4 separate regions of the Mus musculus genome follow, and regions 1, 3 and 4 are each linked to region 2. The links are chromatin loops, found by intact Hi-C in ENCODE. Cell type or tissue: left cerebral cortex. All regions are shown on one strand. Links, peaks and the distances in the headings refer to the core of each region. The heading gives the core; the rest is flanking DNA. Region 1 overlaps Acsl6 (acyl-CoA synthetase long-chain family member 6). Region 2 holds the start of Rapgef6 (Rap guanine nucleotide exchange factor (GEF) 6). Region 3 holds the start of Fnip1 (folliculin interacting protein 1). Region 4 holds the start of Lyrm7 (LYR motif containing 7).

Region 1 (7,361 bases), core at 1,354-6,353, 160 kb after region 2:
TCCCCTGAGATAAAGTTGGGAAGTCTGAAGCAATTCATGCCCTTTCATTTCTTTCTTGTAGTGGGTAGTGCTCTGCAGAGGAGGAAGAGGACACAAGATGCATTTAAGGGCCACTGTTTACTTTCTGAGCACATTTGTACCCTCCCATTAAGTGTGATGGTTTCCACACAGATCTTGAAGTTCAATAGAAACATACAAGCAAAGCTTGTTTATAGTTAGTCATACCTAACTACAGAGACACGTAAATGGAAAGCCAACTATGGGGTTATAGTCAAGTAGAAGGACAATGAAAAACAGATTTTAAAATTTGGAATGCAAAACTCCTTGCCCTTAAAATAATATAGATAATCTAATTCAGGTAATGATGTTCAATTTTAACTGATCGAACATACATTAAACATTTAAAAAGCCAGTGCTCTTCAGGTGTGGCTTTCAATGTGTTATTTGTCTTGCCAGAAATGTATTTCAAGTTTAACACAAACAGGGCTGGGAGTGGAGCTTAGCAGAACACTACTTGCCTTGCATGTGCAAGGCCCTGGTGTTGCTCCTCCATACTGTGAAAGAAATTAATGTGCCCAGAATTGCTCATTTAGTCAATGTCAGATTAATAGGTGCAACAGTGAGTCTTCAGAAAGATGATGCCCAAGGAATGTGTAAAAAAAAAAATACCTGAATAACTATGTCAATTGAAGCTGAGGTCATGACGCAACATGACTGAAACAGGTGTGTGATCAATGATGCAGACCATCCCACAGGCCTGCGTGATGGATAACTCAGGTTCTGACTGAGAACATTCACTCACATATATGTTGGGACCATCCAACAGGCCTGTGTGATGATGCAGGTTCGAACTGGGAACTTACAAATAAATTGGATTTCCCTCAGAGCTAGGGAGTTCCTTGTCCTGGCCACCCTGATCATAGATGTGTTAGGGAAGATCGTGCGACCTGCATGAGTTCTCTATGTACTTTCAGAGTCCTGTTCCCACAGAAGAGAAACACTTCCCTGAGGACCTTGCCCTCCTTGGGTGCACAATTTATAGTGCGGACTTGAGCTGCACTGCCCATGGTATCGAGGCTTTTTGGTGACATCAGAATCTTGGCACCCAGATTTAGGGTGCAACTAAACATATGATACAATTAAGGTTTTATGGTCCATTAGGAGCATCTGGAGGTTCTAGGAATGGAATCATGCCGTTAGCAGGGATTCTTCTATGTTGGACTTCCATCGTTTTCTAGGGAAATTTTGAAGACGTTCTTTTATTTGGAATTATCAGCTATTCCTCTCACATTTGCTGTGATATCATTTGAAAAGAAATCGAGGTTGTTCACAATTTCCGCCATATTGCGTCTCCCAGACCCGGACAGACATACTGAGAATGGAAAAGGCAAGGACTGTAGCAGAAACATGGGTGCGTGAGCTGTTGGGCCCTGAGACACCACTGAGTAGCTTCCCCTAAATGTTTGCCAAGAGTCCATTTGCCGCAGTCAACAAACATCTTTTAAGCTTCCCTATGGTAAGAAGTAGGCAAATAAACGCAACCCCCACCTATTCTTCTGTGCATAGATTCTGAATACTTCGGTGAGCTCGATAAATGAGCAGATTACTGAAAGACCTATGGGGGTTGTTAGATAGATATGATATTTGCTGTAAGGACAGCTGCATTTCCACTTTTCAGGAGTAACAGTTAGAATCAGTGAGAAGGTTTTCGTACCGGCAAAGGTGCTCGCATTAGAGCAGAGGAGTCAGGTCACATGGGAACTATCGGGTTTTGTTTTGGCGTGGCTTCCTACAGCTTGCTTTAAGTTCTAGGTCTGATCTAACTGTGATGGTTGACAATCAGTTATTTAATGAGGTAGTCCACATTGCCTAGACTTTCACTGTACCTGGTTATTACTCCACAAATAATTAAGTACAATATATCAGTTATGTTTTTTCTTTATGTTTAATGGAATTCTGTGAACATTGCGAATATATTACTTTTAGTGGTACACAGTTCTTCAGAAAGTGTCTTGATTTGTTTTTACATTACCGTTTGCGATAATTTTTTTTAGCAGCTTGCTACAATATCATTTAATAAAAATAAAGTGTACTTGGTGATGGTAGAGAAAATATTGTTAGAGACTTCTTGGGTCAGGAAAGGCTCAGTTGCAAAAATCAGGTGCTTGTTCACTTTGAGCTGTGGCATTCTGATTCCTTTCTCTCACGAATAACTATAATATTGCTGCAAAGTTCATCGGACTGAGACGGGCCCTCCTGGAGCTTCACACGGAGACTAAGTAAAGCTCTTCTATTTGCTTTTTGAAGTACTCTCTCAGCTCCGGTCTCTTAGCCTTTAGTGTTGGTGTCAGCAGACCATTTTGAACAGAGAACATGTCACAATGGATGTAAATGGCTTTAACCTAAAAACCAAAGGCAGAACATATCTTTAGTGGGAGTTAAACACAGCATTTATAGCATACAGGGTGAGAGTAAGCAGGCAGAGAGGAATATGCACCTTGGCTTAAGAGTACCATGCTGAGTCAAAATTATATACAAACACATTTCAGCTTATTTGATATGGCTGGAACCCACCCTTTCCTTTTGCCATCCATCCATCCATCCATTCATTCATTCATTCATTCATTCATTCAACAACTTTACAGACATGAACAGTTTGTTTGTTCTGCTAGGCACCAAGAATAAAAGGAGTCCTAAATACCAGCACCCTAAGTGGTGTATATTAGGGTTTGCAGAGCAGACTGCAGGATGCTGGGCACTTTTTAACATGATGAGCAGGGAATGAGGAGCACAGACCTGAGGTAGGGTAGTTAGTGAGGTAGGTAGTGAGGTGCAGTCAGGGAAATCAGCGAAGATTTCACCAAAAAATGAGTTGAGGCCAGGTATAGCTCTTAGCTGGTGCTTGACTACCGAGTAGGATGCGTGGGTTTGCTCCCCTAACATCCTATAAAGCCAGGATATGGTGGCACAAAACTCAGCACTCAGGAGGTAGAGTTAGGAAGGACAGAAGTTCAAAGTCACCCTCGGCCATCTATCAAGCTGAAGTTCAGTTTGGGACACCCCCATCTTAAATAAATAATCAAGCAGCAACGAGGGTGGGGTGGGTGGGAAAGTGAGTGGGGGAGGGTTACACAGGCACAGTCATCAAGAACAAAACCAGGATTGAAGAAGCAGGATCTACAAAGGGACAACTAATGGCTTCTCATTGGTACATAACGAAGTCAAGTGTGGTAGGGATGAAGCTGAAGGCATAGACAGGCCAGTGTGGAGAAGGTGGAATTTTATTCCAAGTGCAAGAGGAAAGGGCTGGAGATTTCTAAGTAAAGCAGACACATACGTGCTATAGAAAGAAATCTTCGGGAGAAACTGGAAGTTGGCTTCGGGGGGAGTTAAGAATAGAAGCATATGTCCCGCTCATCGGAGACAAGCCAGCACTCATAGAGCGGAAGCAGGCACAGAGATAGGTGAGCAGGTCAGAATGAATCGGAGGCACAGTGACAGATGTAATGTGGAGGGAGGCTGCTGTGAGGACTCCAGTGCCTGCTTTAGATGGCTGCCTAGGGATGATGTAATTTTTACAAAGAATGCAAAGGGAAATGAGGGGGAGCATAATGAATTAAATCAATATCCTACTGTAGACATTTTTTTTTTTTTGAGACAGGATCTCATGTAGCTCAGACAGGCCTTACTCACCATGGAGCTGTGCATGACCTAAAACGTAGGAGCTCCCTTCCTCTCTCCTCCATGCTGGGACGACAGGCATACATCACCATACCTGGTTTGTGCAGCAGGAGGAGGGAGGATAGAACCCAGGGTTCCGTGTATCCCAGGCAAGTACTCTACCAACTGAGCTGCATCCCTAGCCTGAGCCATGAGCTTTTGTGGACTCCTTTAGAGAGAGGCATGGTGGGAGCTGATCTAGCATTCTCATTGCTGCCTTCTGTGTGGCAGAGCCCAGGCTCCTCAGACAAAGTCTTTTTGCGAGGTGGACTGTGTACAAGAAAGGATGGAGGGATGGTCTAGGAGTGTCTCATAGGACTTCTGTCATGTGCGGTTCCAAAAGGAAGACTTCCAGGCAGTTGTCTGAGAACGTTACATCTGAGTCAGGGCTGAACACGTTAATGGTGTGATCTTTAAGAAGTTGTATCCTAACTAGGGCCAAATCAAGTGATCTCTGCAGAGGTAATGCACTTATTAAAGAGTTCTAACACGTATTTTAAAAATCACATCAAAGTGTGTGTGTTAAAATACACAGAGAACCAGGTATAGTTTAGGGTAACTAATGTTCATTGAGCACCTACAGGGTGTACTATGTTTTACACCAGGGATACAAGGAGAAACAAGTAGCGCTTACTCACATGGAACCTACAATCCAACGAGAGGTGTTAGTATTTGGCAGACCTGTGCAGGGATGAGCGCCGGGGGGGGGGGACTACAGCTGCTCCTCCAATCTCCCTGCCCCACTTCCCCCGTGCTAACAGAAACCTGACTTAGTTGGGCCCAGAATCCGTACCATGACTGTCCTGTTCTCTGATTTCTCAGCTCTGCTTTGCAGCTAGAGGACAGCCATAAGATCCATATCTGGTTACTAGTCTAGAAAAAAATTCTTCCCTAATTAAAAAGTTCAAGCACAGCTACTTCTATTTCCTCTCCCCTTTCTTCCTTGAATGTGAGCAATGTTGAGAGTTACTGCAGCCACCTCACCACCATGGATTGAAAAGCCAACACACTAAGGGTTGAGAGAAGTGGAGAGACAGGAAAAGTCCGTGTCTTTGAGGACCTGTACCTACCTGGGATCATCCATCTTTCCACTTATGCAAAGAAGGAAAACCCAATAGACTGGGAGTGGGGTTTTTCTGTGTGAGTTGGCATTTCTTTCTGATACACCACAGACCCTAGGCTTGGCAGAGTTTGCGCTGTGTTTCCTTATTATGTTTCTCTTCATTGCTGTGACCAAAATACCTGACAGAATCAGTTTAAAGGGAGACCAATATCTCTGGCTCATGGTTTCAGAGGGATTGAGTTCCTCATGGCAGGGAGGCCGACACAATGGCTCCATCAGTGGCAATGGGAGGGAGGCTGCAACTTGTTCACATGGTGGTGGATGGAAAGCAGAGAGATTAGAACAAGAGGGGTTTGCTCAAAGACTTCTGGGACCTGCTTCCTTCAGTCAGGTCTCACTTCTTAAAAGATCCGTGACTTTTTCAAGATAGTGCTACAGGTTGGAAACTGAGAGCTCAAAACATGATCCTGTGAGAGACAAGGTTCTTTAAATAGGTATATGTGAGCTGAACGGTGGAGAGTAAGCGTTAAGTTAGCCAGCTGTAGACAGCCAGGGACAGGGTGGAGTGGTCCTATTGGAAGCGTGTGCTCAGGCAGAGGCAGTGATGTTCAAATCTCTGCAGCCTGTTACAGATGTGATACATGTGACATAGAAGAGGATGGGTCTGGAAAGAATGGCCATATTGGAAAGAGCAGTATACATTGCTAGCAAGTTTGGACATGACTCTCGACATGGAAAATTAAGCCCGAATGGCTCTTTGGAAAGATGACTCTTAAGATGGATCAAGGGGCTAGGAAGATGTCTCTGATATTAACAGTACAGCATCCTAGCAGGTGGCTATTTAGAGGTGACAAAGAATTCTTTGCTCAAAAACTCCATTATATCCACTGAATTTTTTTTACATACACAACCCCCCCAAAAAAACCTTAAGACAAAAAAATTGTCTAATTTTCAGTGTATTAAAAAAGGAGTCTTATTGTTCATTTATGTCCATGAAACTGGCTTTCCAAATTTATCCATCCGTCCATTTGTCTGTCCATCCATTCATCTATCTATTTATCTATCTATTTTATGTGCATGGGTGTTTTGCTTGCATGTATGTCTGTGCGATATGTGCATGCAGTGCCTGTGGAGACCAGAAGAGGGCATCATATTTTTTGAAACTGGAGTTACAGACAGTTGTGAGCCTCCATGCAGGTGCTGGGAATCAAAACCAGGTTCTCTGGAAGAATAACAACTTTTCTTAACCACTAAGCCACCTTTCCAAGTCCATTTGTATGTATGTACATACGTATGTATGTATGTATGCATGCATGTATCTATGTACATACATATGGATGAATATAAGTAGTTTTGAGACAGGTATCTCTCATTGTGCATCACTAGTTGACCTGCAACTCACTATGTAGACTCACAGGGAATCCACCTGCCTCTGTCTCCTGAGTTTACTACCATGCCTGGGTCTTTCCAACTTTTAATAAATTTTATAGAAGAAATAGAAAGAGAATGCCTGACATTAGCTTAGACTTCTATATTGAAACTTGTCATTGAAATGAGATTTATAGAACTTTCATTAAAAAAAAAAAAAAGATAGCATTTAAACATTGCATTGGAAAGTAAGACCTCCAAAGCCTCCAGTTATGTTATTTCACAAGACCATGAACTTTCCAGGGGCTGGAGAGATAGTTCCTTGGTTAAGAGCATTGGCTCCTTTTCCAGAGAACCCGGGTTCCATGACCAGTACCCACTTGGAAGCTCATAACCATCTGCAATTTCATACCCAGAGGATCTGACGCCCTCTGCTGACCTCCAAGGGAACTGCACATACGTGGTACATGGACATATTCAGGCAAAACACCCATACCCATAAAATAAAGAAATGTAAAAACTCAGAAACTTAAAAAAGCAACAACAAAAACAAACTTTTGTATTCTGAAGATTTTCAAAGGTATTGACTCGAGTTTGCTTGTAGATAATAAACAAAATAAATAAATAAATCATTTAAGATGAAAGATGGAAAGAAAGATAAGCATATCCATGAATCAGGGAAATGATAAAAGCATCTCTAAACTGATTCCACAAGTATCCATTTCAATGAGAAGCAACACAATATGACTAAGGAGAAGGTTACTGGTTAGAAGCTGAAAAATCTACATGTCAAACTTCATTCTGTATTGTCTATGCAAATTAGTGAGCCATTCAAATATCAAGAACATTATTAATTCACAATTAAATGTGCTCAAGTATATGCTAGTCATCTACTTGTTACTAGGACAGTTTAAGTGTATCCTATTTATTTATTTATTTATTAATCTACTCATTTAGATATGCATCTTCTAAAGATCTCTGTCAATTACTAATGGCTGACCTATTTCTTAGAATTGCATGTTTCTGGAATTTATGCCACAGTAAATCCATTTTTGTTTTCTAACTCAAAGTTTAGTACAAGCAACCCAGCCCGGTAACCCTGAACTCCTAAAGTTTATACAGGATAACGTAAACGCTGGATGTAGTTAGGTCATTCTTCATGTGTTTAGAGCTAATCCTTCAAGGCTGGACAGGTGGCTCAGCAGGTAAG
Region 2 (7,361 bases), core at 1,441-6,440:
CTAGAAGTAAGGCTGGACTATGACTGAAAGACCTATCCCCAGTGACCCACATCTGCTCCAAAGGTTCCACAACCTCCCAACAACATTGCCACCAGCTGGGGACAAGGTATTGAAACACAGAAGCCTATATGTGTGTATGGATAGGGGGAGATGATTTGAAATTCAAACCATAATGTTGCCTATTTGTATATTTTCACATGCTTTGCACTCAGTACATATTCAAGGAAAAGGAACTAAATTAAGCTTAACACAGGAATATTATCCCCTTCCATTGTAACTTTGGTTTTTGTTTGTTTGAAACATGGTCTTATGTAGCCCAGACTGGACTGGTACTCTTAATGCTGTAGCCTCCACTTCCTAAATGCTGGTATTCCAGACATGTGTTATCATGCCTAGCTTTTAAAAATAGAATCCCCCAATCCTACCCTGAGAATTGAGCCCAAGGCTTCATATGTGACAGACAAATGCTCTACAACTAACTACACTCCTAGAACATGCACTTTTATTAACTTGGCTTCCATGATATCACTATACACTGGGTGTATGTGTCTGTTTCTGTCTCGCTTTTTGAAGATTTATTTATGTATTTTATGTATATGAGTGCTCTATATGCATATATGCCTGCATGCCACAAGAAGGCATCAGATCTCAATATAGATGGTTGTGAGCCACCATGTGGTTGGTGAGAATTGAGCTCAGGACCTCTGAAGAGCAGTGAATGCTTTTAGTCACTGAGCTCTCTCTCCAACCCCTCTGTCTCTTAATCTACCTATTTATTCTAACATTTTTTTTCTAAGACATGTCATACCCAAACACATCCATCCTCATTCATACCAGGCAGGCCTGGAATCAATGGCAATTTTCCTCCTCAGAGTCCCAGGTGCTGGGATCATAATGTGTGACCCCTATTTTCTATGTATATTCTTTATATTCCTAATTTCATATATTCTTATAACTGAAAATGTCTACATTCCAATGACTGTAAATTTTACCTCTTCTATTCTCTATACACTCTATATTGATAATTTCATAATTCTCCCAACTGAAAACAATCTACAACCCGATGACTATAAATTTTAACTCTCTAGTCCAGCCTTCTCTTAGAAACATAGCTTTTATGTGCTAAATGTTTACTCCAACATTTCTAACAGATATTTTAAATTAGACATATTGAAAACATAATTTGTGATATTACCCCCTCACAAAAATCAGCTCTGGTAAATCTCTTGTATTTCTGTTTTGTGGTGCTGAGGATGAAGTCCAGGATCTCATGACACTAGGTGTGCATTGTATCACTTCGTGACATCCAAGGCCATTTCTTTGATAACTCTTCAACTTGTCTTTGGTAACAACTTCAACACTCCATAATTTAGACCCCAAACTCTGAAACCATGTTCAATTCTTCTTTATCCTTCAGTCTATACCTAGTCTATGTTATTAACAAAGGCTCCTGGCTAAAGGTTAAAAATATTTTCAGAAGTTGATGGCTATTCAGAATCCCCATGGCTGTCATTTTAGTCTGAACTATCATCATCTCTTACCCCATTTATGCAATAGCTTCTAACTTCCTGCTCCTACCCTTGTTTCCACCTGGTCTACACTCTACATAACAGCCAGTCTTTTTGAAAATCTATCAAGACAGTTTCATTCCACTGCTTCAAAACCTTCAGATGGTAGCTCACCCATTTCACTGCAGATAAAAGTAGTTGTAGTGGTGGTGGTGGTGGTGGTGGTGGTGGTGGTGGTGGTGGTAGCAGTAGTAGTAATAACAACCCTCACATTTTACAAAGTCCTATATGCTGTGTCCTATCCTACAGCACTATCTAGGACTTCCTACCCACTCTGGCTCATTGCCCACTATTCAAGAGTTCCCTGTTAATCCTGGAATGTATGAACAGAACACTCTAATCACAGGGTCTTTGCAATGACCATTTCCTCCATTTGCATAAGCTTTCTTCCTCATAAAACTCTGCACATAATCCCATTCGTATGCATCAATAGAATGTTCATCAAGTCAGATCCTTGAGGGTCACTACCATCTTCATACAAGCAAAGTGCCGACAAGTTATGGTTCCAGGTTGCTGTGAGCTACACAGGGATACCCAGTTTCGTTCAACAAGCAAGTCAAGTTACCTAGGAAATAGCTTATTTTCCCTTTCCCCAATTCTCCTTATCCTATTATTGGAAATAGCCATTATTAGCTAGCATGTTGCATATTTATCACCTACCTTCTCAATTCCTTAATCCATCAGGATGTAAGAACTATAGGGACCTGTCTATTGTGCCCACTAAAATTTTCTAATGTACAAAATAGAGCCTTGAACAGGTTGGCAATGAATAATTACCAAATTAATATATTTATAACAGACTCTTAGGAGTCCACTACGAGAATCTTTTGACAGCAGAAACGAACTTGTGAGAATTTCATAGAACTCTTTGTCAAAATAAAGCATCACTAGCACTCTGGATAATGATTTATTAGTAACCTAAATTCTACACTCATTCAAAAATACAGCCAATGAATCCAAGCAGTTAATATTCCCTTCAACAATGTTGCTATTCCAGTAACACAAGATAAAAGTCCTCAACACAGCACACATGACCAAGCATAAGTTCCCCAACAGTTGAGAAAACGTCCTCTACTTAAAAAGACTCAATTTCAAACTAAGTAATTCGGTACCTGAAGAGAAACAAGGTTTTCCTTCATTACCTAAATAATGTTCGTAAATAAAACTTAAAATGCACATTACAATGGTAATCACCACAGAAAAGCTGATTCATAAATTATAAGTAGGAAAAAGTAGCCCCTGGAAAGGGGTGGGCAGGTGCCTTGTTACTATGCAAAGATCAAGGTTTCAGGAAGCAAGCTGGACACATCACAACTTCAATAATGGCTGTAACAAAGTCATGTCCCAGAGTGTTACCCAAAGTTTGAGACTTTCTATGCAAAGAACTCTAAGTATGAAACTCCCGTGACTAAAAATTAAAACATTTCATTTCAGTTACTGCAACTTCAAACAAGACGACTCATTGCATTTACATTGCTGTTGGGTTTTCCTTTTTTTTTTTTTTAATTTTGGTATAATACACATAGCCACTAAGATTATAGAAACGTCTTCAAACCAAGAAAACTTAACAAATAATCTTAAACTTCCCACGGAAAGTTTGAAAAAGCACCAGGGAACCACTCGACACGCATCACCCGCCACGGGACTTACTACTATCTGGCTGACGCAGAGTCTGATACGGACATTGGAAACCTGTCTTCTGGGGGCAATTGTGCAGTATCTGAGATGAACGCACAGCACACACTGGCTATGGTATGAACTGTCTCTTACACATCATTATTCCCAGCTTGTTTTTCAGCCCACCTGAGCACACACAAACTCAGAAGCCAGTCAACAGTAACGGTGCTTTCTTATCACAAGTACAAGGAAGTCCCCGGCAGGAAGCGGCAGGAAAGGTGCTCATCACCCTGCGCGGCTACGGCCAGGTCGGGGCCGAGCAGTGCTCGCCAGTGCCCGGCCTTACCTCAGGAGTCCGCTCGGGCGGCTTCTTCCTCAGTGCCTGCCGAGCGCCGGGGTCCACGGGCGAGTTCATGTCCGCAGCCACAGGCTCCCTAGCCTGCGTCTAGCTGCCCATTCTCCAGCTCCGGGTGTACGCCAGCCCCACCGGGAGGGAAATGAGAACTGTCGCAGGGTCCAAACTCAAGCAAACAAGTCTTCGCAACGCCCGCCCAGGGCCTCAGCCCACGCGCGACTGGCCAGAAAGACGCCTGCGCGGGGGCGAGACTGGCCGAGAACGCATGCGCATGCGCACGACGCGCACACTAACGCCCGCCTGGCCGTGACGTAGAGAGATGGGCGTGGAGGGGGCGGAGAATGAGCGGCTTGGCTTTTCTTCGCGAGACTCCGCCTCGGTTACAGGATTGTAGTTTCCGCATACCCAGCTTCCGGTTGAGGTTCCGGAAATGCTACGAGGGCGTCGCCAAAAATAGACTATCGGGTAGAGCTGTGGGTAAGATGCTTTGGTTTAGCGCTCGAGTCCGGAAACCGCGGGGCTCTTATGGCCCCGCGGAAATCGAGGCTGCCATTCAGCAAGCGGGGAAGCCCACGCACCGCTCCGCAAGCCACGGATCTCGGGGCAGTACTCGCGCACCTAGCCCACCGCAACCTTGTGGCGTATTCTACGCGACTTTAAAAAACAAAAACAAACCACGAAATCGATAGTGAAAGCTGCCTCAAAAAAAAAAAAAAAAAGAAGAAGAAAAAAAAAGAGAGAAAGAAAAAAGCGTTTTGAAGACTAGAGCTATAGTTCAGAGTAGCCTGCTGGTCTAGCGTGCACCAGATTGTCTTGGCTTCTGTGTGCAGAATTTTAGGATTTTCCTTTAAAGGGTTTAATGACCAAAAAGCCTCAGGTGGACTAAGGAACTCCTGATTCGAAAGTTGACAGATAACACCTGTGGGCTGTCAGAATCCTTGCCTTCTGAGAAGATCAGCATGCCAACTTGGTATTTATTTAGCACTTTGAGACTGTAGGGGAACCGACCCGCAGGTGAAATCTTATATCCCAGAGGTTTTTTCCCGTCCTATAGAACTTCAGGCCCTCTGCACCACCTGTGCAGCTTCCACTCCCGTGGAGAAACTGGTGTCACTTGTTCTGATTAAAGGACAGAACTTCTGTGGAGGTAGATCTGCCCTTTTATTTCCACTTGCCTCCATCCTAATCTAACAACCTTGACTAAAATCTGGGCAGTGAGAGTGAGTGGGTGGGGGCTGCTTTAACCTAAGCAGTGCTCAGAGCAAACCTCTCCACTCCGTTTTGTATTGAATTTTACATTCTAGTCTCTAACAAAATAAAGACAGCTTCAGTTTTGTTACTTGTCCTTTGGAACAAGAAAAGCTGCAAAAACTGATTGTTATTATTCCTGTTATGATAAAAGTAACCCTAGGTTTATTTTGGCCCCCAGATTGAGCCAGAAGTAACAGGAGCTGTCAATCAATGGACATGAGTGCTGGGAACTTAACTCAGGCCCTCTCCGAGGGCACTGCTTGCTCATAAACCACAGAGACATCTCTGCAGCCTATTGTTTAGGTTTTTTTTTTTTTAATGTTTCTATTGTGTGTGGCATGTACCTCTGTGCTCATGGAAACATCTTATAGGAGAGTGTTTTTTCTTTCACTATCTGGGTCCCGAGGAATGAAACCCAGATTATCTTGGTAGCAAGTGCCTTTTCCTGCCATGCCATGGCGACAGGGGTGTTAAGTAGCTGTTCATTTTGTCCACAGTCAGGTAATAGCACATGATGAATCCTCTTGCTTAGCTGGCCTTCTTATTCAGTCCAGTACCCCAGGCCCATGAGAAAGAAGAGTGGCTTTTTCCTAACTTCATTACCCCAATCTAGAAGCTTCTTCACAGACATGCCCAGAGATTTATTTCCTTGGGGGATTCTAGATTCTGTCAAATTGACTATCAGGCTATGTCAACAGTAAAGGCTAACTTTCAGAATTCCAGACTCCATCATTTTGGGAAAGTTATTTTGCACTGTTCTTATTAGAGCATAGGTGGGCCACACTAGTCACACCATTCCTTGTGAACCTCCACCTTCTGGCATTTCATTTACACAGAATTTTTAAAATTGAAGACTGTGACCACATCTAAGTGCATCATAGTATTTTCAGGAGTATCAGCCAACTAGGGAACGTAGTGTCTTATGATTAGACATGTTTTCCAATAATGGTTCACAGTACCTTTCTCTGGCAAGGTAAGAATCTCTAATAAAAACAGGAGAGTTCAGACTGTAACATTTCAGAGCACTGACAGTGCTGTATTTTCCATTGGACGCTGGAGCTTACCCAAATTTGAAGTTTACAACACCCTATTAGCACATCTTTTCTGAGGTTAGGGCACAAAGGCCCCATATGGTTCAGCCACTATAGACATAAATTGTGAAAAAGGTATACGGTACTTGTGCTGGTTAAGTTTTCTGTCAACTGATACATGCTAAGGTCTTCTGGGATGAGAACCTCAATTGAGAAAATGCCTCCATCAGACTGAAGTGTAAGCAAGTCTGTGGGGGCATTTACTTGATTAATGAATGACTGAGGTGGAACACTTAGTCCACTGGGGGTGGGCAAGTGCTCCTGGGTCCTTTAAGCAAGCAAACATAGCAACTTCAGTAAGCACTGCTCCTTCATAGTCTCTGCTTCCGTTTCTGCCCTCTAAGAGGAAAGCTAACCCTTTCCATCCCAGGCTGCTTCTGTTCAGTGGCCCATCACAGCAATAGGAAGTAATTGAAGTGTTGCAAGTGATCTGCATCACTTTTATATAATGTATATTTTAAGTTTATATATAGTATATAAACTATATCTCAACAGTTAATACCCCAAAGATTAATGTTCAGTTTCATCTTAATATTATTTAAGTTTTATTTATTTTTATGTGCATTGATGTTTTGCCTGCATGCATGTCTATTTGAGGGTGCCAGATCCTCTAAAACTGGAGTAATAGTTGTGAGTTGCCACATGTGTGCTGGGAATTGAACTCCTGTCCTCTGGAAGAGCAGCCAGGGCTCTTAACTGCTGAGCCATCTCTCCAGTCCCTCACCTTAAAATTTTGAAAGAGGGAAAAAAAAAATCTTGATCATTATAAACTTGAACTTTGCAGGCAATCAGACTGGAATTTAACTTTTAGTTAGGAAAGGCGGTTGTTCCCCAGTGTTGAGGACCTAACCCCTAGCAAGCATTCTACTATTGTTATGAACACACCCCTGACACCATTTAATGCATCTCTGAACATCAGTTTGTACATCTGTATGGAAATAGTGGGCTTTCAGGATTTTCAAGATGAGTTAAATCATGTGAATCAGTATGTTGTCACCACAATCCAAACAAAAACACTTCTATTTCTTCTGGAAAGTGATTTCTCTAAAATACAAGTTCATGTTTGAACAATTTGGATAGTTTTAATGAAATTAAAAATTCTTACTAAGGAATATAATAAAATCTGATAGATTATTTTAAATTTATATTATTTTCCCTTTTTACTTTTCTAAACTTAGTTACCTTTATACAAACTTTGCTAGTTTAGCTATCCCCTAGAAGTTTAAAATAGGAAATTACTAACAGCCAAGCTTAGCTTGCCTAATAATTTGTAGACATGACAAATTCACGCACCTGATAAGCTGCAACTTCACAGTCCACACTGGCCTACAGCTCGGGCTTGGTCTTATCTTGCTGCTCTATGGCCCCCTTCCACACAGAAAAGCAGATAAAAAAAAAAACCCTTTGGATCACATTACTACCTGTCACCCCAAATACCTGGGAAAACTTTCTGGTCTAAGAGACAAGTTGGACTTTACA
Region 3 (7,361 bases), core at 1,196-6,195, 85 kb after region 2:
TCTGTTATAAAAGTAACCTTAATATATTGCTACTGCAACTATAAAACAAGTATGTTTGAAGAAGTTTGGGAACTTTTTAAAAAATTAAATAAAACTCTGCACATGAGCCAGCAGCTCTACTGCTCAGTATCTATACCCAGAAGAAACAAAAATTATTTCTAATTAAAGATCTATACACAAATATTCACAGAAGAATTGCTCAAGTATCTTTTATCTGAGGAGTGAATAAACAAATTGTGAGTTGGACAGATGACCAAATGGTTAAAGTGCTCGCCCAGCAAGTGTGAGGACTGGGAGTTCAGATCCCCAGAAATCCAGAAATGCCAGGAGGGCATTCCCTGTCACTTGTCAGTCCAGGTCCATTAAGGCAAAGCAAGATGGTTTGCCAGAGCAAGCTGGGTAGCAAGATCAGAATCATAGGAACCTCTGGGTTTGACTACAAGACCCTGACTCAATAAGTAAGATGGAAGGTCAGTCCAAGTAACATCAAATTCAGCGAGCACACGCGTGCACACACGCAAAAGAATAAATACACATGAGAGAGAGGGAGAGAGAGAGAGCGAGAGAGCCCAAGAGCAAAAACAAAAGGTATGCTATATCTGTACAATAAATCACCTACTTAAAAGATGAATGGAACTACTAAAAAGGCAACATCGTAGATACATCTCAATAAACATTATTGTGGGTAAAAAGAAGCCAGACATGTGGCTATGGAAGTCATAAAATCACATTTATATGAAATGTTCAAAAAGCCAAAATATAACAAAAGAAAGCAGACCAAATTGTTCTTGGGTGAAAGGGGGTTAAGGACTGTGGAAAAGGAGGGAGCACAAGCTGACAGAACGAATGGTTGTGAAGGTTCAGTGGAGTGCTGAGTATAAACTGTGTTTGTCTGTCAGCCCTCATGGGACAGTAACCTTCCCCGTGTATTCATCTTTTATTGTATTTTAATTATATATCAAGGAAATTTTAAAAGCTGGATTAATTAGATCTCAAGTCACTAGGTATGTGATCCAGAATTCTCATTTTCTCACATTACACTTGTACACATCTTGTTTTCAAAGCAAGTTTTCACGATGAACTGCAGGTATTGGGCTTCCACGCTGGAAAAAGGATTATAAAGTCATCTCTACATTGCTACTTGCTCTATCTCACAAGGTTACTGTGAAATGAGATAACTGATGGGAAAGTTCTTTGGCAGCAGTAAAGTCTTACACAACCATATAGAACACTTACTCAAAAAGTAGATTTTGGTCACATTAACAAATTGAGACTCTTGTAATCTTGGTTACCCAAAGTCAGTCTCTGCACAGAAATAGAAACAGTGGTCTATTCAAATGTTATCTTTTAAATCTCTCTCCAGAGGCTGCTTCCCGGGTCTCTGGTTTTCCTAGGTGTCCCGGTGTATTATCTGGTGTTATCTGCACTTTCGCTTTTCAAAGGAAAAACAACTGTCAGATGACTACGGCACAAGACATTTACTTCCCATTACGAAGAAAAGCCACTGCCATGAAAATTCTTTTGTTAAGCTTGTTTCCAAAACGGTAACTGACCTTTTTCTCCCATTAAATATCAGTTAAATTACTTGCCATTTGATATTCAATCTCACACATTGTTTCCTGATGGGATCTGTATTATTGACAGCGTGGATAATTTGAAAAATATTAAAGCCTCTAAGACTTATGTAGTGCAGTCATCTGATACTTGGGCTTGCTGCAAAATTTGACACTGTTTCCCTTTTACTATTACTGTACAACTGAGTTCTCGGCCATACAGCCAAGTTTGTCTGATATGTGACATTTGGCCTAGTTACATGCGAAAGTTTCCATAGCGCATTATGGAAGACAAAACAATATCTTCTTCAAATACAATTCCACGGCTGAATTTAACCATTGAGCTAAGCTTCTATATATCTGACAATTCTAAAAAGTTACTGTACCAGCAACAGGTACTGCAATCAGAAAGAAACAAAGCATGCAATCACAAACAAACACACACACACACACACACACACACACACACAGCTACCGTTTTCCATTTGCAAGAAACTCCTTTTCAGTAACAGGTGTAAGAAGGGAAAGAAAATTCGACAGTAAGTTCTACCGCAAGTCCTCCTCGAGTCTGGTCAGTAGTAACCCTAACCACTTCGGTTTCGCATTTCTCCTTCGATAACACTAAGGTCGCTCGGCAAGAGAACTGCACAGCTCCAATTTTAGTTTCCAAGAAGCCTGACAGACCGCCAGCCTGCCCACTCGCTCCTCCAGCCTCCTCAGTGCTCCGCAGGTTGGCCGAACGCGCGACAGTCTGCACAAAGCCACCCGAGGGCTGCGGATCACAGGGAGACAGCAGCTCCCGGCCGGGCCCCGGAGGCCTGCGGTGAGGTCGCAGCCCGGGCAGCGTGCGGACCGACAGCCTCCCGAGGCCGCCGTGCTGGGGCTGGGGACGCGGCGCGTGGCGCGGGCGGGGCATAAACAGCCTAGCGAAGAGGGCAGGGGACCGCACGCCCCGCCCGAGGCCGCGACCCCTCGGGGGCCCGCGACGCCTCACCTGAACGCGCAGTCCGGGTCGCGGGCGTCTCGTCCCGGCGCGCCTAATCCGCTCCGCTTGCTGAAGAGCTTCTGGAACAGGGTGGGGGCCATGCTGGCCGCCGCAAGACTGGGGTCGCTCGGCTGGGAGCTCGCAGGAGGCCCCCCGCTCCTACCGCCACCCCGCCACCCCCATGGGCGCCTCAGTCATATGACAGAAATTAGTCACTTCAAACGGCCACGGCGCGCGGGGCGGAGCGCGAGATTGAGGTCGCGGCGATTGGCTGGCGACGAGCCGTATCACGTGGCAGCAAACTGAGCGGGGGGCGGGGTGGGGGTGGGGAGGCGGGGCCGCCTGCCATTGGCTGGCTCACGGGTCCGTCACGCGGCCTCTCACGGGGCGGGGCGTGCGAGGGCGCGCGCGGCTGGGTGGCAAGAGAAAGCCTCTGGGACCCAGGCCCGCCTCTGACCCTCCCAAACTGCTAGGGCTCTAGGAGGAGACCTAGGTCTGTGACTTGAGGTGCGGTTTCCATTGACGCCCGCACTTAGTCTCTAGGAAGATCTAGCGACTGGGGGCTCAGGCTCGATCTCCTTGGTAACCAAAAAGATCACAAGCAAAACCAAGAGAGGCAAGCAGCCGTAAAAAAAAAAAAAAAAAAAAAAAAAAAAAAAAGACATCTATCTAAAAATATCTAACCCTTTATGCTAAGTATTTAGAATTTGAAAGACTGCGGTTAAAGAGCTCAGTAGTTAGAGGCCCTGGGTTTGATCCTCATCACCAAACAAGAAGTTTAGCAAAATGTCTAAGAGAGACAATCAGAACTTCCATGAAACAAAGCTGTATATCTTTAATATCTGGGTATGAGGAAAGGAGGAACTGTAACATTGTTACCAAATGGCAAGACTGCTCTCAAAACGGAAAATACAGCTCACGAACATCCTTCCAGTCTTATCAAACCATCAGTGTTCAGATCAAATTCGTCATCCGTTTACCAGGATGAGGGATTTCGTACAGTGGAATGAAGTTCTCTGAGAAATGTGGATGAATGTGGGGAAATACTGGTGTATGTTTGCAAGGGTAGACAAAGACGCTTGAGAATTTCACTTAGCTAGACATAGGAACCAAATCTTTAAGAAGTTGTCAGCTGATCTGCAGTTGAAAAAAAATAAATAAGTAGCCCTTATTTACATGGGAAAAAGAAAAAATGCCGGGCAGTGGTGGCACACGTCTTTAATCCCAGTACTTGGGAGGCAGAGGCAGGCAGATTTCTGAGTTCAAGGTCAGCCTGGTCTACAGAGTGAGTTCCAGGACAGCCAGGGCTACACAGAAAGATCCTGTCTCGAAAAAACAAAACAAGAAAACAAAACAAAAGAATAAAAGAAAAATTAGCAGGATATTTTTATATCGTTAATAATTTATCACTGGTCAGCATGTTGAGCTGTTACAACATGTTACAAAGTCTCATGTTACAAGACTTTTTTATATTTATTGAGACAGGGTCTCTTGCTGGCCTGGAGCTCACCAAGTAGTGTAGGATGACCTTTCTGCTTCATCTTCTTTGACAGCACAAGAATCACAACCTTGCATTCCTTTGCCCATCCTTGAAGTAGATTCTGGGAATGGAATGCAGGTCTTCTTGTTCACACAGCAAGCACTTCATCTCCAGAGCTGCCTTCTGAAGGTGTTGGAGGAGGAGGGAGAAGTCTCCAGTTCACTCTCCTGTCTCCACCGCTCCAGTACACAAGACATTTAAAAAGCACTAATTATAGATAACTAAAACGAGAATTTGCAGCCAAGCAGTGGTGGCATACACTCTTAATCTCAACACTCTGGAGGCAGAAGAGGGTGGATCTCTGTGAGTTTGAGACTAGCCTGGTCTACAGAGTGAGCTTCAGGACAGCCATGGCTACACAGGGAATCAAAAAATAAATTTGCTCATTGCACAAATTTAAGTTCTGTATACTGGGGATCAACATTAACAACAGAAAAGTTAATTTTATAAGCAAGAAGACTGTAAATGGTAAGGTAATTGCAGAAAGTGATTAGTGTTACGCAATTAATGAACTAAACAATGAAATTATGTCACAGGAAGGTCTTTCTGAGAATGTAGTGCAATAGTTAGATTTTATTCATAGGTCCTTTGTAAACTGCTCATTTCAAAAGTTCCTGGGTATGGTGGTTTGAATAAAAATGGATCCCATAAGTTCATACTCTTGAATGCTTGGTCACCAGAGAGTGGGACTGTTTGAAAGGATTACAAGGATTAGGGGATGTGGCCTTTTTAGAATAGGTGTGGCCTTGTTGGAGAAAGTGTATCACTGGAGTTTGCTTTGAGGTTTCAAAAAGGCCACACAAGGACCAGTGCGCTCTCTCTCTCTCTCTCTCTCTCTCTCTCTCTCTCTCTCTCCCTCTCTCTCTCTCTGCCTGCAGATAAAGATGTAGCACCATGCCTGCTATGCACTATGATCCCAGCCATGATAAAGGACTAAGCCTCTGAAACTGTAAGCAAGCTCCCAATTAAATATTTTCTAACAGTTCCCATGATCATGATGTCTCTTCACAGTGATAGAACAGTGAAATTTTTTTCAAGGAAAATATTTGTGACATTTTTAAATATAGGAAAAAAACCCCATACATCTGCTAAGTCAGTGTGTGAGCTGCTGACGTTTCTTGTTTTTATACACATTAGATAAAAGTGAGTAGAATCAGACTCACGCTTCTACTGGACACTGGAGCAAAGATTCTTAAGGACAAGAGGCTGTCCATGGCTGGCACAGAGATGAATCTTTCCAGGTTCCCTCAGAAGGAAGTTTCCGAATACAGTAACCTCATGTGCCTTCATCTTGGGAAAAAATTACTTCATGGGTGATCATAGATATTAATAGTAGGAGAAGCATTGCTGCTTGCATAAGACATGCTTTATTTTAGTGTTCTCCACTCATGCAGTTGCTTCATGTCTGAATGCTCAGTCTTGAAAGTACAGAGAAAAACCAAATGTATTTGCTACTGTTCATCACATTTCCCTTATACCTCAACATAATGCTACAATAGCAGAGTGAAAACCCTGAAAGGATACAGATTTATAATAAGGCATACTATACAGAAGCGTTTATTTACCCTGCTATTTAATATGATCCATTGTCATAGAGAAGCTGAGGTGTCTTGAAAGCAAGCTCTTTATATTTAGGGAAGAGTCAAGCAGGGATAGAGAAAATATAACAGTTTTTATCTAGTCATTCATGCTATTGTACATGAATGTGGAACAATGAGTTAGAAGTATTAAAAATAAGCCTAGAAGTTTCAGTCTCTGCCAAACTGGTCTCTGTCCATCAGCTTCAAGACCATCCTTCTTTGACTGGGTATGGTGATGCACAACTTTAATCTCAGCGCTCAGGAGGCAGAGGCAGGTGGACCGCTGTTGAGTTGAGTCCAGCCTTGCCTACATAGAAGTTCCAGGACAAATAGAGTCACATAGTGACTTAAAAAGACAAGAAAAAAAATTCTGAAAATATAAATGGCAGAGGTAGTCTTCGCTGTACATATCTGCTGCTTGTCTGACATAGGAAATGGGCTAATAAAACTATAATCTGGCTCCTTTAACCACCGTGCTAATAAACTTGGATTCAGTTGTCTAAATCAGTCTGAAAGAAAACTTTCACTGATTAACATCTCAGAGTAATCAGTCCATTTATACAGACTTGAGTCGACTCAATTCTTAAAACGCTTAAGCCAGCTATTTTGTGGCTATATGACAAGAAAGTGGCAGTGGTTTGACGTTCAAGAAGGAATAAACCTTGGTTTGTTTGCAAGCATCCCTGGTGTCCTTCCTACTTCAGCCTGTTTGAGGCTCTGAGGAGACAGTGTTGAGAGAGAGTCCCCATTGGGAATTTACTTCTTAATGGGAGGAAACCAAATGCCTGCAGGTGGTGATAGGAGCTACAGCAGAAACCGAAGGGGTGGAAGAAAAACTTAGGAGGCAGCCATGGAAAAGATGGTAAAGAACACTCTGAGGGAAAGAAGACAATGTGCGGAGGCTCGGCAGAAGCAATAGGTTTGGTTTGAAGAGAAGGGAAGCCAGACTCTGGACAGGAACATGAGCTTGCATGTGGGTAGAAAAATACAAGGGGCCAGATTATCTAAATCATGGTTCTTTGCAAATCACGGGAAGGAGGTTAGGAGTGGTGGGAGAGGCTGGTTATGTAGCTCAGTGGTACAGTGCGTGTGTGAAGTCATAGGGTCAATCCCTGGCACTGCAAAAGAGTAAATGATAATTCTGTGTAAACAGCCCTACTTAGACTCCGTGGATCACAGGAAAATAGAAAAAAAAACAGTAACACAACATGAAAATTGAAGAAATTGTTGGGAAGAAGTTCAGCATGTGTGGGAAGGAATAGGAAGGAGTAGTGGAGAATGAAAAGTGACCAAATGCATCACCTTCACCTAGGAGACTGTCAAAGAGTGACGCAATGCATGAGTGATGGAAGCTGTTGAGTAAGGTTAAAATAGGAAAGGGCCATGACCCAGCTCATGAGTCCAGTCTGGCTATTATGTAGAAAAGTTATTATAGAAGAGAAGGAACGGAAGGAGGGCGCCTGTGTTGGTGGAGGGCTGATAGTGTTTACTGGTGTTGCTTTGGAGATGCAGGTGAAGTACGTTCTAATGGAGGAAAATCAAATATATTGCCAACATTAAAAAAAAAACTTTAGTTTTAATTTTTCTCTTTAAATGGTGAGATGGGTCTATAGTTAAGAGCACTAGCTGTTCTTCCAGAGGACCTGGGTTAGATTTTCAACATGCACATGACAGGGAACCACCACCTGGAAGTTTAGTTCCAG
Region 4 (7,361 bases), core at 957-5,956, 340 kb before region 2:
GTTCTAGGTTTGATCCCTTCCTCTCACGAGCCCGGCTTGGTGCTGCACGCCTGTAATCCCAGAGTTTGAGAAATGAAGACAGGAGGATGGAAGAGTTTAGTTCATCCTTCTCCACATTGTTTGAGGCCAGCCTGGGCTACCCGAGACCCTGCTCCAGAACAGTCTGGTTTCTATTTCAAGTTGTTCTGATCACATTTACTGGGTGTGATACCTTAGCCTTCCCTTTTTTAATTTTTTAAAAAAGATTTTTATTTTATATGTAGATGAGTATTTTGCAAGCATGTGTAAGAGTGAATCACATCTAATGCTTTGGATCCCCTGGAACTGGAGTTACAGTTGTGAGCCATGTGGGTGGAGGGAACTGAAGCCTGGTCCTTTCTGCAAGAGGAACAAGTGCTCTTGACCGTGATCGTTTAAACCCTCAGCTGTTTGAGGCCTTAGCTAAGAGCCAGGTGAAGTCTTACATCAGGTGGGGTTTTTTTGTTTGTTTGTTTCTTGCTGTGTGTGGCAGCAATTCTCAGTCATAACTACACACTAAAAACCACTTGGGAGCTCTTTAAACATCTCTGGCCACACTCTGCATCAATTAAGTCCAAGACTGCAGAGATGAGACCTTAGGTGGCAGTTGTTTGTAAGCCTCTTGGGCCATTTTCCCCGGCAGGAATCAGCTTCAGGTAAGATGCTCCACCTGGAAGAAACAAAAAGTCTTCCTTGGCCCCACCTCCACCCTTCCTCCTCTCTATCCCTTTGCTCCTCCTAAAAAGTGTTTTCTACATATGGTGTGCACTTTGTCATCATTGGTCCTTTGGGTCATTTCCTCCTTGTCGGGATTAGGCAGGACCTCCAATCAGCGTTCTCTAGACAATCGCAGTTGTCATATAGATCTGTTGGCCTGGTTGCTACAGTTGTTACCCTTGTCTTCTTTCAACATCTCACACCCTTGCCCTCTGGATGTTGGTTTTTTTTTTTTTTTTTCCTGCACGCTAAGCCTCCATTTCCATACCTCATTAGATTTTGTTCCTGGCCCTCTTATCTGACAATCTCCAAGTGGCCATAGGAAGAAACCTTGGGGACTTAGAGAGATGGTTCAGCGATCAAGAACACAAACTGTTCTCACAGAGGCCAGCACAAACATCACAACTGCCTGTAACTCCAGCTCCAGGGAAGTCAGATGCCTTTGGCCTAGCAGGATGTCTTCAGTCACCCATGGACATGTGAGCACACAGGTCTCACACACACACACACATGTATACACATAATTAAAAAAAAATAAAATGGGAAAACTTAAGCCAGATGATAGTAGTGCATGACTTTAATGTCAGCACTCTAGGGCAGAGGCGGACAGATCTCTGAGTTCAAGGCCAGCCTAGTCTAAAGAGCAAGTTCCAGGAAATCCTGTCTCATAAATAAATAAATAAATAAATAAATAAATAAATAAATAAATAAATGGAAAAGCTATTTCCTTTGAATTGCCCTATATGATGATATTTGACTACTTTGTCTCAACAAAATTATTATTACCATTATTGAGACAGTGTCTCATATAGCCCAGGCTGGCCTCCAACTTGCTATGTAGCCAAGGATGACCTTAAGCTCCTGTCTTGACAAAATTATTGATAGTGGTTGTTGGCAGTCTTGGTGTCCTATTCTTTGCTATCAGAGCCATTACTGGTACTTTGCAATCACTGGTAAATAATGTCTAAACATAAGACATTAGATTAGGAGTCATGTTCGTTTATTTCCGTAACTACCGAAAAGGTCATGAATATCAGTTGGCCTGGCTTATGGTTAGTTATGGTTAGTTAGTTATGGTTAGTTAGGTTTCTAGTACATTCTAGATGATGCTTATGGTCCTCTTAGTTAGGTTTCTAGTACATTCTAGATGATGCTTTTGGCCCTGGTGCTGTGGCTTTGAGGAACAGTGATATAATGTAGGGAAAACCGCTTATGTACTTAGAGGCAAAAGAATAAGAATATTACATCTGCAACTTACTCTTTTGACAACGTTATTTATTTATTTAGTTTTTTTCAAGGTGTGTCTGTCTGTCTGTGTGTGTGTGTGTGTGTGTGTGTGTGTGTGTGTAGCCATGGCTGTCCTGGAACTCACCCCACAGACCAGTCTGGCCCCAAACTCAGAGATCTGACTGCCTCTGCCTCCTGGATTAAAGGCACACACCACCACCGCCACATGCCCCATTCTTTTATCTTTAGATCGTTATGAACTCTTTTCCCTCATAGACATTCATTAGACAGGAAATAGGTTATTGTAAATTACCAAACTTTGCTATGGGACGCTATAAATTTTTATATTTCACTGACAGAGATGACTAACTGGATATCCAGTTAGTACAACCTACGTTCCAACAGTAGGGGCAGGGTGGTGTATAGGTAAGTGGGTTTGCTTTTGTGGTGCTGAGGATCAATCCTCATGTTTATGTAGCATGTACTTTGCACTTAAAGCTGAGCCTCAGGTATGTTTATCTTTTGGAGACAGGATCTCATCTTGTAGCGGGCAGAACCTGAATTTGCTATTTAGCTGAGGATGACCTTGAACTCTTGTCTCTGCACACAGCCAAAAGGATGTTTGTAAAGTGTAAACCATGGTGTCAGTCTCCTGTTGGTACTATTTCAGAGCATGCTATCCCAAAATGATACCCAAAGTCCTTTCCTTGACCGATAGGAACCTGCGTGACTGTGTCCTGTCTGTTTCTCCTCCTTCATTTACTTCCATTTCAAGCTTACTGACTGGCTTCACGCAAACCGGATGTAATGAGTAGACTGTGCCCATGTCCCCATCCCTGGGTCCTGTGAACATGTTATTAGGTAAAGAGCATTTTAGAGGTGTGATTAAATCAAGGATCCTGAAGTAGGTAGGCGCCTGGGGTATCTGGGTGAACCCAGTGTAACAACAGGGCCCTAGAGAGGAGAGGAGGGAGGTGATGAGGCAGCAAAGGGACAAGATTCTGGTTTGGATGACGGTTGGGTGGCATTCTGGAAGTCCTAAGTGTGATTTGTTTCCACCAAGGGAAAACTGGTCACAGCAGAGCTGCATTCTCCCTGGAGGCTCTAGAGGGCAGTCCACTCCCTTGTCTTTTCCAGCTTCCAAGATCATGTGCTTCCCTTCGGTTTTTGGGGGGTCTTTTTTATTCATCTCCAAAACCAGCAGAGGAGTATCTTTTTACATCTCCCTCTTTTCCTTCTTCCACTTTCAATGTGACTCATTAGGCTCACCAGACCGTACATGAAACGTCTCCCATCTCAGAATATTTAATTCACTTGCCAAATTCCTGCAAGGCAAGGCAATGAGAAGTTCTGGGCACCTGAGTGCACACATCTTTTGGAGGGCATACTCCTGCCTGCCACATAGCTCCAGGAACTTACATGATGAACAGTTGGAATTTCCACTGAGTTCTGGCGTTTCTTCAGTTCAGTTCCCACCACCGGATCAGTAAAGAGTGTGAGCTGTCTCGTTTCCCTTCATCTCTGGAACAGCTGAAGAAACTATCATGTTGGCTTAAGACTCACTTCTGATCTCATTTGGGCACTGTAGAACTATGTTTTAAAATTTTATCTATTATATGTATACAATTGCATGACATTATGGGCACCACAGGCATGTAGGAGCCAACGGAGGCCAGAAGAGAGTACTGGATCTCCCAAAACTGGAGTTACAGCCTGTTGTGAGCTGCTGTGAAGGTGCTAGGAATCCAACTCCAGTCCCCTGCTGATCAGTAAGTGCTGTTAAGCACTGAACCATCTCTTCAGCCACAGGATCCATATTTTTAAATAACATAGAAGGGTTTTCATTAACTTTCTAATCAGAAGTTATTATTACAAATTACTTTTTTTTTTTAAGAAATTGATCTATAGTACTACAGAAGCCACCACAGTATAAGATCATCTAATTGATTATTGTTTTGGATGAAAGACAATAGCCACTACACTTGATTTCATTGGTTCTATTAAAAGCACTTCTGCAGCCGAGCAGTGGTGGCGCACGCCTTTAATCCCAGCACTGGGGAGGCAGAGGCAGGCAGATTTTTGAGTTGGAGGCCAGCCTGGTCTACAGAGTGAGCTCCAGGACAGCCAGGGCTACACAGAGAAACCTTGTCCTGAAATAAATAAATAAATAAATAAATAAATAAATAAATAAAACCTCAATAAGAAATTTTTAGTGAGATTTTATTTTTATGAGTGTATGAGTGTTTACCTGGATGTGTATGTATACCGTGTCCTTGGAGGCCAGAAGGTGTCAGATCCCCTGGGACTGGAGTTCAGGCAGTTGTTAGCTGCCATATGGGTGTTGGGAAATAATCTCAGGTCCTCTGGAAAGAACAGCAGTGTTCTTAGGCTTTGGGCCAGCTCTCCAGCCATCAATAACAATTTTTAAAAGTTGACAATTATCTTTGTGTTCTTATATAAGACTCCCTAGGCATGGTATTTCACATTTGTAATCCCAGCCTTGGGGAGGTAGAGATGGGAAGATCTCTGAGACCAGGACAGCCAGTCTAGCCTAACCAGTGAGTTCTGGGCCAATTCTAGGTTTTGAACAAGGTAGAAAGCATTCCTGAGGACGAGTACAGGTTTGGTGGTGACAACTTTTATTCCAGCACTCCAGAGGCAGCAGATCTCAAAGTTTGAGGCCAGCCTGATCTATATAACAAGTTCCACACCAGACAGGGTTACTGTGACACCCTGTCTCAAAAGCAGAATTTTTTTTTCCTTTTTGTTTTTTGATTGACACAGAGTCTCATATAGTCTAGACCAGGGCTGTCCTTGAATTCTTGATGCTCCTGACTTTACCTTCCAAATACTGGGTTTTCAAGTATATCCCACCACACTCAGCTTAATCAAAGATTAAGAATCTTTGATTCTTAATAAACAGTCAGTTTTACCTAAAAGTAGCCTAAAATGTTACAGGAATGTTGAACGCAAATGATTGCGGAACAGGAGCAAGGTGGAAATTTTTATCCATGCCTGCAAGTACTAAGTTAAAATGTATATAAATGTTTTATGGTTATTACTATGAAGCTTCTAATAAATTATTTCCTACCTCAGCAAAACCAAAGAACGGGGCAAGATAAGTAGGGCAATAATGCAGAAGGTGAGGAGGCTCTGGGATCAAGGGTGTGAACTTGAGCAGGCAACTCAACCGCACCTTTGGGGGGAATAATTAAGAGAATGTACAAACAGAACGTTCTGGAGTCAGCGTTCTGATATGTATGGGCTGTGGTTGTTAGGACTTAGCTTTTGTTTGCTTACGTTCCCAAGGAGACAGTCACAGCCCGGAAACCTTATAATATAGACACTTAAGAGACGCCCACGCCCTTAAACAAGAGATAAAAAACGAGCAGGTTCCGAGGCCACCCAGTAACAAACAGTGTGCGCGAGCGGCACGCTAGGCGCGGCGGAGTGAAGTCTGCCCCTAACAAACATGGCTTCTCAGCTACTTCCGTCCTCCTGTCCGTAATTTGGCACCGCGGCTTCTCGCGTTTTTATACTTAGCTCTGCTTAGCAAACGCCTGAACTTCCTCCTGCGGGGAAGGCGGGCTAGGAAGGACATGTTGCATTCTGATTGGTTGCTATGCGGAGCGTCGCCAGCTGTGCCCCGGCCCTGATTGGTTGCCAAGAGGGGGCGCCCTCAGAGGCGGAGTCAGCGGCGTGGGGAGCCATGGGTCAGCCCGCCAAGGTGACAGGGCCGGGAGGAGGGTGCAGGGATGCTGAGGCTCAAGACCCCGGCAAGGGAGGGAGGCGACCCCGAGGGGGGCTGAGAGTGTAAGAGGGTGACAACCTTCAGGGGCAATGAGTGGTAGAGGGTGACAATTTTGAGGGCAGTGAGGAGAGACGACCCTATGGACCGTGAATGGAGGAGGTTGATAGCCATGTGGAAGAGTGAATGATGAGGGAGACAACCTGGAGGGGCTGCAGTGGAGAAGGGGGGGACAGTGAGTGAGGAGGGAGTGGATCTCGAGGGGCGCGGAGCGGAGGAGGGTGACAGCCACACGAGACAATGAATGAGGAGGATGGCTGATCCATGAAAGGTAGTGAATAGAGGAGACTGATGACCATAAACCGACCACCTATGCCTTAATAAAGAAGTTCCATAGTAGGAAGACTATAAACAACTAATAAAATCGTAAGAAGTGCTTCAAATTAATAAACAGCATGTTTTGTGAACCTATAAATAGGATTTAACTTACCTAGAGGAATACAGAAATCTCTAGTGGGCGAGAGGCAGCATTGCTGAGCCTACTTGTTGATGGCAAGCCCAGGCAACATAGATCTTGTCTCGAAATTTAAGAATCACGGGGACTTATAGGCAGACACCTGAAGTTTGATTAAGAATTAGGAGGGGCTGGCCTCAGACTTGTAGCTCACACCGGCGGCCAATTCTCAGCAATCTTCATGCTAAGTGCTGGGAATCTGACTCCCGAGCCACTACGCCCAGCTACTTTTTGCGTTTGAAAAGAAGTTTCTTAGTAGGGCTGAGGTTGTATTTAACTTTTAAGTTGGAGCCCTTAGCATTTTCAAGGCATTGGCTTCCATGCCCAACAGTGCATAAATAATAAGTAAAAAGATATGATTAGCTACAATGTAATGCCGGTTCTAGTAGATTTGTGGTAATGAAGATCACATTTTCTTTTAAAATAACTTTTTCAACTATTTTATTTGCAAGGCATGTATGTCTGTGCACCATGTGCATGTCTGGTACTCACAGAGGCCAGAAGAGGGTGTCAGATTCCTTGGAACCGAAGTTACAGGAGGTTGTCAGCTGCAGTATGGCTGATGGGAAGAGCCTGGTTCCTTTGTGAGAGCAGCCAGTGCTTTAACCTCAGAGCCATCTCTCCAGCCCCCATTTTCTTTTTATTAGGATAATGGTCTTAAGCTAGTGGTGCTGTTTTTATATTAATGGACACCCCCACTCCCCAGGAAGTACTATATAAAATTACTCCGATTACTATCCTTTAGTGTTCCACACTGCAGACTTCCTATGGTCTTAAACTTTGGGATCAAGTGATCCTCCCTTCTCCACTTTCTAAGATGCAGGGACATCTAGACACCTAGTCTCGTGTGTGTGTGTGTGTGTGTGTGTGTGTGCGCGCGCGTGTGCGTGTGCGCGCGCGTGTGCTAGTGTGCTTCTGCCTGCCTGCCTATCTGTCTCTTTTTTGTTTGTCTTTTTTTTTTTTTTTTTTTTTTTTCGAGACAGGGTTTCTCTGTATAGCCCTGGCTGTCCTGGAACTCACTTTGTAGACCAGGCTGGCCTCAAACTCAGAAATCTGCCTGCCTCTGCCTCCCGAGTGCTGGGCCTATATGTCTCTTTACCTCTTGCTTAATTTATATTTTATTGTGTAGTGCTGAGA

What was found. Hi-C counts contacts between places; a loop is a spot of excess contacts. Peaks named below come from ENCODE experiments on the same cell type or tissue, not always from the same donor. Only the 100,000 strongest peaks of a DNase experiment are listed, where the experiment ranks them.
Region 1: a loop joins it to region 2, with 2.0 times the contacts of the local background. A loop is called at or near these places in 12 of 42 quality-filtered maps.
Region 3: it touches region 2 in a loop (7-fold over the local background); 15 of 42 quality-filtered maps call a loop at or near these places.
Region 4: a loop joins it to region 2, with 4 times the contacts of the local background. A loop is called at or near these places in 6 of 42 quality-filtered maps.

Annotation. Positions count from the first base shown.
Region 1 is chr11:54,356,101-54,363,461 of GRCm38, reverse strand. It overlaps Acsl6 (acyl-CoA synthetase long-chain family member 6), which reads right to left. Exons shown (of 21, transcript NM_001033598.1): 21 at 1,923-2,402. The coding sequence ends at 2,265. Among named protein-coding and RNA genes, the nearest start is that of Meikin, 11 kb to the left of the region's middle. In left cerebral cortex, for the core only: a CTCF peak has its summit at 5,915 (motif pointing right); a DNase peak (open chromatin) is centred at 3,380.
Region 2 is chr11:54,519,289-54,526,649 of GRCm38, reverse strand. It overlaps Rapgef6 (Rap guanine nucleotide exchange factor (GEF) 6), which reads right to left and starts at 3,805. Exons shown (of 29, transcript NM_001252494.1): 1 at 3,532-3,805. The coding sequence starts at 3,600. In left cerebral cortex, for the core only: a CTCF peak has its summit at 4,422; DNase peaks (open chromatin) are centred at 3,892 and 4,563; H3K4me3 peaks cover 1,996 bases; H3K27ac peaks cover 1,357 bases.
Region 3 is chr11:54,433,575-54,440,935 of GRCm38, reverse strand. Fnip1 (folliculin interacting protein 1) reads right to left here and starts at 2,757. Exons shown (of 18, transcript NM_173753.4): 1 at 2,548-2,757. The coding sequence starts at 2,639. LOC115487771 (a long non-coding RNA gene) reads right to left here and starts at 2,541. Exons shown (of 2, transcript XR_003949675.1): 1 at 2,029-2,541; 2 at 1-1,305. In left cerebral cortex, for the core only: no CTCF peak of the experiment used is centred there; DNase peaks (open chromatin) are centred at 2,292, 2,806, 3,383 and 4,256; H3K4me3 peaks cover 2,296 bases; H3K27ac peaks cover 1,817 bases.
Region 4 is chr11:54,858,880-54,866,240 of GRCm38, reverse strand. It overlaps Lyrm7 (LYR motif containing 7), which reads left to right and starts at 5,644. Exons shown (of 5, transcript NM_029327.5): 1 at 5,644-5,689. The coding sequence starts at 5,672. It overlaps Gm31490 (a long non-coding RNA gene), which reads right to left and starts at 6,427. Exons shown (of 3, transcript XR_879859.2): 1 at 6,201-6,427; 2 at 4,211-4,325; 3 at 3,382-3,492. In left cerebral cortex, for the core only: CTCF peaks have their summits at 3,066 (motif pointing right) and 5,625 (motif pointing right); DNase peaks (open chromatin) are centred at 3,063 and 5,527; H3K4me3 peaks cover 1,052 bases; H3K27ac peaks cover 1,216 bases.